2 separate regions of the Homo sapiens genome follow, and region 2 is linked to region 1. Evidence: chromatin contacts called from ENCODE Hi-C or POLR2A ChIA-PET data. All regions are on one chromosome and are shown on one strand. The core of a region is the stretch at or near the end of the contact, and the rest is flanking DNA. Distances in the headings are between cores, read along the strand shown. Region 1 has its middle 30 kb from the start of UBE2G1. Region 2 holds the start of MYBBP1A (MYB binding protein 1a).

Region 1 (3,069 bases), core at 436-2,935:
ACTCCAGCCTGGGAGACAGAGTGAAACCCTGTCTCAAAAAAAAAAAAAAAAAGAAAGAAAAAGAAAAAGGAAGAAAAGAAAAGAAAAATGGCTGGGCACGGTGGCTCACGCCTGTAATCCCAGCACTTTGGGAGGCCGAGGCGGGCGGATCACAAGATCAGGAGTTCGAGACCATCCTGGCTAACACGGTGAAACCCCATCTCTACTAAAAACACACACACACAAAAAAAATTAGCCGGGCATGGTGGCACGCACCTGTAGTCCCAGCTACTCAGGAGGCTGAGGCAAGAGAATCGCTTGAACCCGGGAAGTGGAGGTTGCAGTGAGCCAAGATCACGCCATTGCACTCCAGCCTGGGCAACAGAGCGAGACTCTGTCTCAAAAAACAAAAACAAAACCTGGTGGCCTAAAGGGCACCCCACCTCCTCCCGCCCCCTGCCCCACATGGCACGTAAAAAGGGGAAGAAAAACTCAAAAGCCCAAGTAGTCAGCAGTCTCTGCCAATGGCAGATCAAAACAGCAGTAAAAGATCTGCAACCAAACGAGATTTGATTTACATAAGTCTCATTTTGATCATATTTTCTCCAGCGTCTTACCCCACCCTGGACTCCCCCGGCAGGTGTCCCAAGCCCCTCCCCTCCAGTTTACTCCTAACCCATCTTGAGGGCCTGGGCTCCCAGTTCCCTCCCTCAAAGGATCCGTCGTCTTTCAGACCCTCCCTGAGAGCAGAGACTGGTTTACACCGCCTGGAATCCAGTCCAGCAGGTGGTGTCAGGAACTGTAACCGATGGCATGTTCGCCAACACTGGGGTCCTGCAGGCAGAGCTGGAACTGGCCACTGGGACCCAAGCCCTCTGTGCGCTGCCCAGACCCACGCTCAGAGCCTGTGACTTCAGGACCCTCATCTAGAAGCTCCTGGAAGTTGGCCCAGAAGGATCTGCCCAGCACCCACCCACCCACCCCAGCCATGTCCAGTGGGAGCACAGGAAACGTCCCAGGGTCTGCAGAGGGATCCTACAGACCATTCTCTCTCCCATCTGCCTTCTTTTTTTGTTTGTTTGTTTTGTTTTGTTTTTTGAGACGGAGTCTCGCTCTTGTTGCCCAGGCTGGAGTGCAGTGGCGCGATCTCAGCTCACTGCAACCTCCGCCTCCCGGATTGCAGCGATTCTCCTGCCTCAGCTCCCGAGTAGCTGAGATTACAGGCATGTGCCACCACACCCGGCTAATTTTTTGTACTTTTAGTAGAGATGGGGTTTCACCATGTTGGCCAGGCTGAGCTCCTAACCTCAGGTGATCCACTTGCCTCGGCCTCCCAAAGTGCTGGGATTACAGGCGTGAACCACCGCCCCGGCCTCCTTGTGCCTTCTTTGTCATTGTAATTAACTGCTGGGGATACCTTTTGTTAACGGTAGAAAGTTATGCAAATGACCGAAACTGGTATTGTTATTACTAAGAGGCGCTGGGTTTCAAAATCACTTTGAATATTCTAGCACCGAATCTTGTCTGTCCTGTGCCTGGGGGCCTGCACACACTGTCTTTTTCCTCCTTTGTGAACGGCAGGGTTGAGGCCTTCCTGTTCGAGAAGTGGGTGGTTTGCCAAGCTACCTGGGGTGTACATAGAACTTGAACTTTGGAGTCAGACTGGCAAAGGCTGGCTGCTTCCCCTGCGCCTTGGTTACCGTTTGTCCTTACACAAGTCACTTGGCTTCTTGGAGTCTCAGTTTTGTCATCTGTGGAAGAGGAGTGAACACCCTCCTTAGAGACAGCTGCCACGGTGACCATCTGCGAGCTGATGGAGGTAGAGTTCCTGGTGCCCTTTAGGGTGGCAGTTGTGTCGGTACTCCCGAGGACCAGGACCAGGTGGCCGTGGCTGTCTGGAACTGCTACGGAAGAACGGGCAAGGCTGCCAGATTTCGCAAATAAAAATACATGCACACGGTTAAATTTGAATTTCAAATAAGCAGCTAAATTTTGTTGTATAATTATATCCCATGCAGTATTTGGAATATACTTATACTGAAAAATTAGTCGGGCGTGATGGCTCACGCCTGTAATCCCAGCACTTTGGGAGCCCAAGGCGGGCAGATCACCTGAGGCCAGGAGTTCGAGACCAGCCTGGCAAACATGGCAAAATCCTATCTCTACTAAAAATACCAAAATTGACCGGTGTGGTGCTGCACATCTGTACTGCCACCTACTTGGGAGGCTGAGGAACGAGAATTGCTTGAACCCGGGAGGCAGAGGTTGCAGTGAGCCTCAATCGTGCCACTGCACTCCAGCCTGGGCAACAGAGCGAGACTCTGTTTCTAATAACAATAATAATAATAATAATTCCTTATCTGAAATTAAATTTAACTAAGTGTCCTTTTTCTCTTTCTTTCTTTTTTTCTTTTTGAGACAGGGTTTTACCCTGTCACCCAGGCTAGAGTGCAGTGGTGTAATCATGGTTCACTGCAGCCTCGACCTCCTGGGGTCAGGTGATCCTCCCACCTCAGCCTCCCAAGTAGGTAGGACTACAGGTGCAAGCCACCATTCCCAGCTACTTGTTGCTTTTTTAAAAATTTTTGGTACAGATGGGGTTTCGCCGTGTTGTCCAGGCTGGTAACTGAGTGTTACTGTATTTTATCTGGCTATCCTAAGAAAAGAGGTTAAAGTGCTTAGAATGGGGGTTCTTGCTGCCCCTGAGAGATATCTTCATTTGGGATTGGCAACTGTGGGAGAGAGAGGGCAAGAGCCACTGGAATAAACATGGGCCAGGGAGGCTGAGGCAGGAGAATCCTTTGAACCTGAGAGGCGGAGGTTACAGTGAGCTGAGATTGCGCTACTGCACTCCAGCCTGGGTGTCAGTGTGAGACTCTGTCTCAAAGAAAGAAAGAAAGAAAGAAAGAGAAAGAGAGAGAGAGAGAGACAGAGAGAGAGAAAGAAAGAAAAAAGGAAGGAAGGAAGGAAGGCAGGAAGGAAGGAAGGAAGGAAGGAAGGAAGGAAGGAAGGAAGGAAGGAAGGAAGGAAAGAAGGAAGGAAGGAAGGAAGATGGGCCAAAGGAGGAGAAGGATCTAGAATACCAAGGCC
Region 2 (3,416 bases), core at 917-3,416, 160 kb before region 1:
TGAGGCTAGGAGTTCGAGACCAGCTTGGGCAACATGGCGAAACCCCGTCTCTACTAAAAATACAAAAAATTAGCTGGGCATGGTGGCGGGCACCTGTAATCCCAGCTACTTGGGAGGCTGAGGCAGGAGAATCACTTGAACCCGAGAGGTGGAGGTTGCAGTGAACCAAGATCGCACCATTGCAACCCCACCTGGGCAACAAGAGGGAAACCCTGTCTAAAAAAAAAAAAAAAAAAAAGGATTTATTATGTGCTCACTGCTGGCTCAGGCCCCAACCTCTGGCCTTTTAAGTTACCTAGACTTGAGTTCTGGCATCCAGAGCTAACAATCATTCTTCAGATCACCCACACCGGATGGAATCTCTAGCTATTTTATCAGCTAAGAAAATCAGGGTAATAACGAAAAAGCAGTAGGGCCTGGGGCTAGCACTGAGTTCAGATCCAGCTTTCAGGAGGACAGTGGAAAGAGTGCAGAGCCTCTGCCTAGGCCCTGGGCCCCACGAAGCAGGACAGGCAGAGCCCAGGGTACTGTTGGCATCTCTGTCCTTCCCTTCAGGACACCCCTTACCTATCTGCCTCAACCAGACTGGGTACAAAATAAAGATCAAGTCTCCCGGAAACCAAGCACCATTCCTGCTTCTTGGTTAATTTTCCAACAGCTTTTGAAGCAACTGGAGTCAGGGCTTCCCTGATGGGCAGCACAGGTGACCAACAACCAGAGAGGGGAGAGCCTGGGTTGGTATCTTTCAGCTTCCCCCTGCTCCGCTCACCTCCTGCCTCCTGGGGCACCAGATGTGCAAGGTGAATGTTTTCATTTCACTTTCTAGAACAGACAGCAAAGCAGGGAAGCGGCTGAGAGGGTGAGAAGGCGCCCCAGGGGCTTGGGTACAAAGGGGTTGGAGTTGAGCGTGTGGAAATTCAAGGCGAAGGTTAGCCCTGACCTCCCCCAAGGGTTAGGTCCTCTCTGGACCACAGCCCTCTATAAACAGCTTCTCAAACCAAGAAGCGAGGGTGACCAGTAGCAGTTCCCCTCCCCTGCCATTGTAAAAGGCTTCTCTGATTTAATAGACCGTTTGATCCCACCACCTTTACCTCCCACTCCCAAGAAAATTCTTCTCCGTAATGGCACCACAATGTACCCAGTTATTTCAGTCTCAAACCTGGCATCCCCCTCATTTCCTCTCCCCCGACATCTAACTCCATCACCCACCCCACCTGCTCCACATCAGCCCAAATCTGACCTGTTCTCATTTTCCCTGGGTCCAGTCCACCACTATCTCTAAATGGTCTTCCCGTGCTTCCACCTGCGCAGACCTACAGTCCATCCCCCACACAGCAGCCAGCATCATCTTGTTAAAATGTAAATCGGATCCAGGCTTGCCCCTGCATTAAACTCACCAGTGACTTCCCATCACCCTCAGAATGAAATCCCAGCCCGGGGCCCCATGCAGCCTTGCTTCTCGCCAGCCTCAGCCCCTCCAGCCCTGGGTCTCTGTAGTTGCAAGGCTTGGGATTTCGTCCCCTTAGATCCTTGCAGGAGTACGGGGGAGGGGGGCCCTTCTTGTCACTCAGCTCTCATCCCAAATGCCACTTCCTCACAGAGGCCTTCCCTGACCAACCCCTCAAATCATTATTGGAGACCCTATTGAATAGTAATTAGCCGTGTTTTTAACGGGTGATGTATTCACGTTCCAGCACTTAAAAGCCTCCTCCTGACCCTTGCATTCCTAATTCTCTTCATAATTATGATCTTTTTAAATGCATTTGGCTCCGTGTTCCTCCACGAGAGCAGAGGCTTTGTTCCAACCGCCTAGCACGGCACGCCAGCAGGAGCCCAGTAATTGTTGAATGGCTCAATGTTCGGAGCGCAGGGGCCGCTCTGGGACGAGTCGGATCGAAGTGCTACACCTAGGTTTGTTTCCGAGATGGGCCCTTAGAAATGCCCCCCTGGGGCTCCAAAGGGGCAGATGCCACAGCCGCCAGGGCGGAGCGGGTGTGAGCAGAAGGCTGGGAAAGATGGGACGCCGCTAGGCGAGGGACTTCCGCTCAGAGCTACGGCGGAAATGCCGCTCTTTTAACTCTGGGCCGGTCTCTCTTGGTTCCCCCGCCCCTCCGGGTTCTTCCGCCTCCGAGCCGACACAAACCGGTGCGCATGCGCCGTGCCCTGACCTGGAAGCGGCTGGGGCCGGAGCACACGTGTTTCGTGTTTCGGTGAGTGTGGCGGAGATGGAGAGCCGGGATCCCGCCCAGCCGATGTCGCCTGGAGAAGCGACGCAGAGTGGCGCCCGGCCTGCCGACCGCTATGGCCTATTGAAGCACAGTCGCGAGTTCTTGGACTTCTTCTGGGACATTGCGAAGCCTGAGCAGGAGACGCGACTTGCGGCCACGGAGAAGCTGCTGGAGTATCTGCGTGGCAGGCCGAAGGTGGAGTGGCGGGGTCTGGGGCAGAGGCTGCGCATATCCCGGCAAGGAAGCGGCGGCGGGCCCAGGGAGTTGAGACTGGGGGCACGTGGTCGCGAACCTGGATGCCAGGGTGCGCGGGGGCGTGCACCTTGTTGTCACCATTGAACACGAGGGTGTGCTTGGTTCCGCAGGGGTCCGAGATGAAATATGCCCTGAAGCGTCTAATCACGGGACTCGGGGTCGGGCGAGAAACAGCCCGGCCCTGCTACAGTTTGGCCCTGGCACAGGTGAGGTGGTGCTCCTGGCAGGGTCCCAGCCATCCAGGTCAAAATGGTGGGGTATGAGGAGGGCGGGTGTGGTGTCTCAGCTGTGGCGGAGGGGCAGCCCGAGAGAGAGGTCGGGAGTGGCAGAGCAGACTGGAGGCCAACCTGAGGGAGGCCTCTTCATGAAAGTGGAGAAGGTGTGAGCAAGGCCTGGCCAGGTTTTCTATTTGGTGCTTGGGTTGCCCGGCCTCTTAGGTACACTTTCTGGGAGCAGTGAGCGCTGGGTGGGCTCCCTTAGGCCTGCAGAGGCATTCAGCTGATTGGAGTAGACCACTCTCTGAGGCGCCTTGACAAGGGGCAGAGCAATAAAGACCCAGGCCTGCAGGATCAGCCTGAGGGGAGCTCAGACCACGTGCGGAGAGAAGACCCAGTGGCTGAGCATTTCAGACTAGTAATCTAGGGGCCATAGAAGGTACATAGAAGGTGGGACTAGGGACCTGAGGCTTCTTGGGAGAAGTTGAAGGGGGAAGGGAGGTTAAGGTTTGTGAAGACGTAGTTGGGCCACTCTCCTGAACCCTCTTCCTCCTGCCACACAACTCCTGGCAGCTGTTACAGTCTTTTGAAGACCTCCCCTTGTGCAGCATCCTGCAGCAGATACAAGAAAAATATGACCTGCATCAGGTGAAGAAGGTGAGAGTGGGGCCAGGGAGGTCAGCAGCCCCAGGGGTGGGAGGCTTGGGGAATGGGGAGT

Evidence for each region. Hi-C counts contacts between places; a loop is a spot of excess contacts on that map. ChIA-PET counts read pairs that join two places held with the same protein, here RNA polymerase II (POLR2A). Pooled maps may share reads with other maps.
Region 2: a pooled map shows a loop between it and region 1 (12-fold over the local background). The contact joins the promoter of MYBBP1A here to the enhancer-like site in region 1. A Hi-C loop is called at or near these places in 3 of 50 pooled maps. POLR2A ChIA-PET finds 5 or more read pairs at or near these places in 4 of 52 experiments (HEK293, WTC11, activated CD4-positive, alpha-beta T cell and 1 more).

The regions. Positions count from the first base shown.
Region 1 is chr17:4,394,732-4,397,800 of GRCh38, reverse strand. No RefSeq gene overlaps it. Among named protein-coding and RNA genes, the nearest start is that of UBE2G1, 30 kb to the right of the region's middle. RefSeq lists enhancers at 567-1,336, 1,674-1,753, 1,337-2,107. Within about 2 kb of position 1,685, at least 6 of the 41 ENCODE cell types and tissues checked have a DNase peak (open chromatin) inside an H3K27ac peak, as active enhancers do.
Region 2 is chr17:4,554,134-4,557,549 of GRCh38, reverse strand. It overlaps MYBBP1A (MYB binding protein 1a), which reads left to right and starts at 2,166. Exons shown (of 26, transcript NM_014520.4): 1 at 2,166-2,423; 2 at 2,594-2,689; 3 at 3,272-3,355. The coding sequence starts at 2,226. GGT6 (gamma-glutamyltransferase 6) reads left to right here. Exons shown (of 4, transcript NM_001288702.2): 4 at 1-623.